2 separate regions of the Homo sapiens genome follow, and region 2 is linked to region 1. A link is a contact called in ENCODE Hi-C or POLR2A ChIA-PET data. All regions are on one chromosome and are shown on one strand. Each heading gives the region's core, a stretch centred on a gene start or an enhancer-like site at or near the end of the contact. The rest is flanking DNA. Distances are from core to core; before and after follow the strand shown. Region 1 holds the start of PIAS2 (protein inhibitor of activated STAT 2). Region 2 has its middle 18 kb from the start of ARK2N.

Region 1 (3,138 bases), core at 632-3,131:
GCTTCTTTGGTTTCTATCACTTTCCAGTTGCTGGTTGCACTCCAATCTGAGCACTGACTGCTTTTACTCTGCTCTATAAGAGCGAGTAAATTCTTCGCTTTACATTAAGCTTTGGCCAACAACATTCACAAGAGTCTAATAAAAATCCTGGAAAGTTTTCATTAACAAAAAAAAAAAAAAGAACTTAGAAAACTTGTATACATCTGTTACTACACAAAAATTAAAAATGGCAGGTAAAAATAAATATAACTTCAGAGTTCAGTCTTCTCAACCCATCCTAAATCTAACGCATGAATTTACAGAGGTGAGGTTCAGGGTTCGTTGTTTGAAAAGCTCCACAGGTGTTAAAAGCTCTACAGCTGGGGCTCTGAGCCACTAAAACCCTTAAACTTATCAAGTATGAACACCCTTTACCTACACTTATGGTTCTCTGCATAAACTAGTATGGGGCATAACATGTATTAATATGTGTTTACTGGGAACTTAATAATTATTTTTGAAACAGCAGGAGGGAATATGGCAGGCACTGTGCAAACTCCAACAATCTCCGTTTAGAGCAGAGGATACGTTCTTTTGCTCACGTCCACTAAGCAGGTAACCAGCCAACATCCTTCCCCCATCCCATCTCTTGCGGAAAACAATAAATATACAAAACTGAACCTTTTACCGGATTCCTCTTCCTTATTTGAAAAAGAAATCCTAATATCATAAGTGTTACACAAACGAGTTGCAGTAAATGTAATTTCAAGTTTACACTCATCTCTACCTTGATACATTTAAAAAAAAAAAAAATCAGGGTTTCTGTCCGTAAACATCTCATTTATGTCGCCAGTAATTCAGCGATACACACAAATCCATCTCATTCGTCACACTTAGTTAGGACTTTAAAGGTTATCAGTCTGGGGGGAAAAAGTCTCTTCTGTTCTACCCCCATCACAGCCCTATTCCAGACCTCTGCTATACAAGGGTATCAACAATAAAGTTATGATCTTGTTTTAAGACTGAGAAGAAAAAAATATTTTTCCTCAAGAGTAAAAGGGGTGCACAAACCTCACAACATAGACTTTGCAGATTTCTTACTAAAACACTAAGAAAATATCGAGGTTTAAGGCCGATTATTGAAGGCAGGGATCCCCAAACATTAGGTTCCTCGAAGATGTTAGGAGGCAAGGGTGGGAGAAGGGGCCTTTTCTCGTGACAGACCTGACTAAACGGTAGCATCAGCCATAAGAAGAGGAGAGATTCCTAAACGCAACTTCAGCTTTCAGAAAACAGTCCTCCACCAAGTGAGTAGCATGCAGACTTGTGAATAGCCACAGACACGTACACCCCGGTGAAGGTGCAAGATCAAACGTTGCTTCCCACATCGGCCCTCACTGCGAACCGGGATGTCGGGTCCCCATGTGCCCCTCCTGGAGGGCGCCCCGACCCCCCGCGCCAGGTGTGCGGACCACTGGCAGCACTCAGGAGCCGGCTCGCCGCGGCCCAGGCCCGCCGCCCCCGCGCCGCCCGCGTGCCCTCCGCCGGCCCGCTCCCCTCCCCCGCGCCCTCGGCGCCCGTTCGTCCGCGGGCCGGGGCTCAGGGCTCCGCCAACCGGCCCCAGAGGCACGAGCAGGCGGCGGCCGGCGACGTTGCGGTTTCCCCACCTCCTCTCCCATCCCCTCCCCCGCGGCCTCCGCTCTCCACTCCCGCTTACCCTCAACTCTTCGAAATCCGCCATTTTATACCACCCGCGGGCGCCGCCGCCGCTGCCGCCGCACCCACTCCCGCTGCCGCCAACGACGCTGCCGCCACCACGGCCGCCGCCGCCTCCAGCACCATCCTGCACTGGGCGCCGCTTAAGACGCCGCGGCCGCCGCCGCTACAGCCGGGCCCGTCACGTGAACGGCGCGGGAGCTCCGCCTCCGACGCGCCGAAGCCCCGCCCCTAGCGGTGCCCCCTGCCCACCCGCGCGACCGCCTTCCGCCCGCGCCTTCAGTCCGCGCGGCGACAGCGCCCGCCCGCGCCTGCCCCGGCGTGCTGCCCCGCGGCTTGGCCCCGCTCGGCCCCAGGTCGTGCCTTCCCTCCCCGGCGGAGGCCCCTGCGGACTGCCTAGAGCTGGGTCGCAACTGAGGCGTTATCCGCGGGCCTGGCCTCGGGAAGTGGCGGGGAGGAAGAAGAGGCGGCCGGGACGCGTGACAGGAGCATTCGGGAAGATTCTTACGGTGCCCTTCACGCGGTGCCTATGGACGGAGAAAGCCGCCGCAAATAAAACCATCCCCCAGAGTAGTTGTGGCGGAATAATCTAAATATGGGTGTTGGGTAAGCTATTGTTCCCATCTAATGGTGAGGTTGTGTGACACCTCTTTGAATTGCTAATGTCCTGCAAGTACCAACCTTGCCGAGTTTTTCTGACCTTGAAGGGCACCTGAAGGTCACGGACTGCAGAGTTGGGAGAGTTAGGCGGTGGGGTTGGGGGCGGGGAGAAGTGAAATAAGAGCGCTCAGAAGGGCCATGCTAAAAAGTCGGGGAAATCTGATAGCTAGGAAGGAGTCAAACGCCAAGGCAGAGTAAGTAGATAGAAGGAAGCTTGATGGCCCCCCCGTAATGTGCTGATATAGGATGAAGGAAGATGCTGAGTCAAGATGGCCAGAAAAATCGCTGGACGGTGTCCAGGGTTCAATTTCCTTGAAGAATTGGGTGGAACCCACACACGAGAGGTCTTTAAAACAATGTAACTTTTAAGGCCCTGTTTAATCAGCCTCCTACCTACCGCCTCTTCCCACTACCCCTCGTTTCATCCGCACTGCACTTCCAGGTCTTCCTTCCACTCCCCTGCCCCCGCACCCCGCAAGTTTTGTTTTTTTGAGACGGAGTTTTGCTCTTGTTGCCCAGGCTGGAGTGCAATGGCACGATCTCGGCTCACCGCAATGTCTGCCTCCCGGGTTCAAGCGATTCTCCTACCTCCGCCTCCCGAGTAGCTGCGATTGTATTTTTGGTAGAAACGAGGTTTCTCCAAGTTGGTCAGGCTGGTCTCCAACTCCGGACCTCAGGTGATCCGCCCGCCTCGGCCTCCCAAAGTACTGAGATTACAGGCGTGAGCCACTGCACCCGGCCTCCCCTCAAGTTTTAAGGCTTCTAAATGTTGATCCTTGAACC
Region 2 (3,220 bases), core at 675-3,174, 760 kb before region 1:
TTTTCCAACAGTTGTGTTGATTTTCAGGATAGCTGCTGCAGAGAAGAGAATTCAAAGATGGAGGAAGGTTTTGTGTTGGGGATCTAAAGCCAAAGGAACTTGTGACTTTTGGTCATGCTGAGAGACAGGTGACCACTAATTGTGTAGCCCTTGGCTGGTCTCTGTCTTTTTGAGACTGAGTTTCGCTCTTGTTGCCCAGGCTGGAGTGCAGTGGCACGATCTCGGCTTACTGCAACCTCTGCCTCCCAGTTTCAAGCAATTCTCCTGCCTCAGCCTCCCAAGTAGCTGGGACTACCGGCATCCATCACCATGTTGGCCAGGCTGGTCTCGAGTTCCTGACCTCAGGTGATCCACCTTGCCTGGTCTCTTAATGCTCTTAGCCTGAATTTTATCATCTGTAAAAGGAGAAATAGGCTTAGATGATTTTAGAAAACTCTTCTACTTTGTATCTATGTTCTTGTTTTATGGATGTGAAAGTACTCTGAAAAGTTTGATTTCTACGCAGATGTGAGGTAGTTCTTTATTTCAGAAAGCAATAACAATGCGAGTGCCCACAGGGTGGATATGGGTTGTGAAATGGAAACTCCATCCCCTACTTCTTGCTTCCCTGTGGAGGGGTCTCTATTGGAGCCACATTCCTGGAGTCTCTCTGGCCTGACTCTCCCGGCAAGAAGAATGGTTCCCATCCGGTAATATTTTCTCCACCCAATATTTTACCTGAAATGTCACCAGGAAATATTAATCCCCATGGATCTCATGTCAGCTGCCCTCCTTTATATTTCAAGACCATGGTGGGAGGTAGAGCATGAAACCAGATCACCTTCTGGTGTGAAGATTTCAAGGGAGAAGTTGAGGTGGGAAGCCTCACCAGGTATTCTCTTTAGGACTTGCCTGAGAGTAGATTCTGGGCTGCTCAGACAGGGCAGCGCTCCTGTGACTGGTTGAATAGTCTGTCTACATTTGCTGTGACAGGAATGGGATAGGAAGTTCATGGAGGCTGCTCATTTGCACCGTGTCCCCCAATCCAGCTTTGATCTGCCATAAAGTTGACATTTAAGTGTTCGCCTGTTTCCTGCATCTTATTTTTTAGTTGCTTCCAAACTTGAGGAGAGAAAGAGAAAGGGTTATTTATTACACAGGCCCCAACCCTAGCAAGAGAAAAAAAAAAAATCACAGTCCACGTTATAAGTCTTCCTTGGGATTTTGTTCTTTTTTTCTTTTTTCGAGACAGGGTCTCACTCCGTCATCCACACTGGAGTGCAGCTATATGATCTGGGCTCACTGCAGCCTCCACCTCCCAGATTCAAGCGATTCTCCCACTTCAGCCTCCCGAGTATCTGGGATTACAGGTGCCCGCCACCATGCCCAGCTAATTTTTAGTATTTTTAGTACGGATGGGGTTTTGCAATGTTGGCCAGGTTGGTCTCGAACTCCTGACCTCAAGTGATCCACCTGCCTTGGCCTCCCAAAGTGCTGGGATTACAGGAGTGTGCCACCACACCCGGCTAATTTTTGTATTTTTAGTGGAGACAGGGTTTCACCATGTTGGCCAGGCTTGTCTCAAAGGAGATTTTTTTCTTTTTTCTAAATTCCTCCCTTACCCTTGCCTTCTCCACATCCAAATGAGTATCAGCCTCTGGGCACTCATTCCCAAAATGACCTAGTCCTTTCATTCCACTGTGACATCTTTCCAGAATGCTTTTCCTCTTCTCTATGAGGCAAAATTCTTGTCATTCTTAGAGTCATGGCTCAGAGTTCTCCCCCTCAGTGAGTCAATCCTTCTCAAGGAGCTCAGGCTGAGTTTGCAGCTTCCTTGTCTCAGTTTCTAGGACTCTATTCTATTATGCTATCACTAGTCCTAATGGGAGGCGACCTCATGCCCGTCTTACCCAATAGAGCAGACTAGGTTGAGTGCTGTACCTGGAAGTTCCTCTGGCCACATCTATGTCTTCTTAGAACTATTGTGTCTGGGGTTTCCTGGGTGGGGAAGGCAAATGAAACCTCAGCAATGACTGGTATGAATTCTCCTGCCAGGTGGGGGCCTTAAAGTAGAAATCAAATTGATTTCTAGGAAATGAAGAAAGTGATGTTTCTTGCATACTTGAGTTGGAGGGCTAGAGTATTATTCACTGCAAATAAATTCTGACCTTGTTTTTTCATGAAATGTTGCTCTCCTTCTCACTCTTCCACCCTAGAAATTTTGTCAAGGCTTGAATCAGTCCAGAATTTACTCTATTGTTCCCTTACCTGTTGCTTGGAATGTGACCGTTTGGGGAGTGTGTTTTGTTTTGTTTTGTTCTGAGACAGAGTCTTGCTCTGTTGCCCAGGCTGCAGTGCAGTTGTGCGATCTTGGCTCACTGCAACTCTGCTTCCTGGGTTCAAGCGATTTCCTGCTAATTTTGTTTTTTTTTATTTTTAGTAGAAAAAGCATTTCACCATATTGGCTAGGCTGGTCTTGGACTCCTGACCTCAAGTAAACTGGCTGGCCTTGGCCTCCCAAAGTGCTAGGATTACAGGCATGAGCCACCACACCTGGCCTGGGGAGTGTTTTACCATTCCTGAGACTAGATGGTGACAGGTTCTTACAACAGCCTGAGCAAAGCCTGACACAGAGGGGGAACCCCTTCAGTGGATGGGTCCTTCCTGCCACAGACTAAATGTAAATAAAGTCCTTCTGCTGTGTCTTCAGTGAGGATGGAGAACAGAGGGCTGCTCAAGGTCAAGTTGTATACTTGGAGGCTGGAGAAGAAGCCCCACACAGAGAAAGCCCAGGTGAGCTGAGCAGGACAGGAAGGATCCTCCGAGACCTGCAGATCATGCCACCAACCAGCACCAGGCCTACATCCAAGGAGCGCAGGGTATCCAGGAAGAACATCAGGCCGTACTCTCTCTCAGGCTAGACCAGTCACTTCTATTCCAAAGAAGACTTCTCAGGGCTGGAAGCATCCCCTCCCCTCTGTAGTCCCTCTCTTGTGCTTGCTGCCCTCCTTGACCTTGGTTCCCTTGGTTTCCAGTGAGCCAAGTGGAGGTGTACTCTCCCACCTCGTCATGTGCAGCCTGCCTGGGAACACAGTGTCTCCAAGGCTGACTGAGGAGAACAGAACTTGAGGAGAAAAACAGCAGCACAGAGAAGGAAAAACAGAGTGGGGCCTGGGGAGAAAGGAGAGCTCTCAGCTGGGGTTTCCCACAGAAGCAGAGTCTCAGACAAGAGCTTGCACAC

Evidence for each region. A loop is a pair of places that touch in the nucleus more often than their neighbours do. ChIA-PET counts read pairs that join two places held with the same protein, here RNA polymerase II (POLR2A). Pooled maps may share reads with other maps.
Region 2: a loop to region 1 is called in a pooled map, with 4 times the contacts of the local background. The contact joins the enhancer-like site here to the promoter of PIAS2 in region 1. A Hi-C loop is called at or near these places in 2 of 168 maps with a recorded cell type or tissue (B cell and breast epithelium) and 5 of 50 pooled maps. POLR2A ChIA-PET finds 5 or more read pairs at or near these places in 1 of 52 experiments (GM12878).

The regions. Positions count from the first base shown.
Region 1 is chr18:46,915,626-46,918,763 of GRCh38, forward strand. It overlaps PIAS2 (protein inhibitor of activated STAT 2), which reads right to left and starts at 1,882. Exons shown (of 14, transcript NM_004671.5): 1 at 1,697-1,882. The coding sequence starts at 1,720. It overlaps KATNAL2 (katanin catalytic subunit A1 like 2), which reads left to right and starts at 1,977. Exons shown (of 18, transcript NM_001387690.1): 1 at 1,977-2,301. RefSeq lists silencers at 1,252-1,331, 1,402-2,141 and an enhancer at 1,278-2,031.
Region 2 is chr18:46,153,992-46,157,211 of GRCh38, forward strand. No RefSeq gene overlaps it. Among named protein-coding and RNA genes, the nearest start is that of ARK2N, 18 kb to the right of the region's middle. RefSeq lists a silencer at 1,894-2,100. Within about 2 kb of position 1,925, at least 6 of the 41 ENCODE cell types and tissues checked have a DNase peak (open chromatin) inside an H3K27ac peak, as active enhancers do.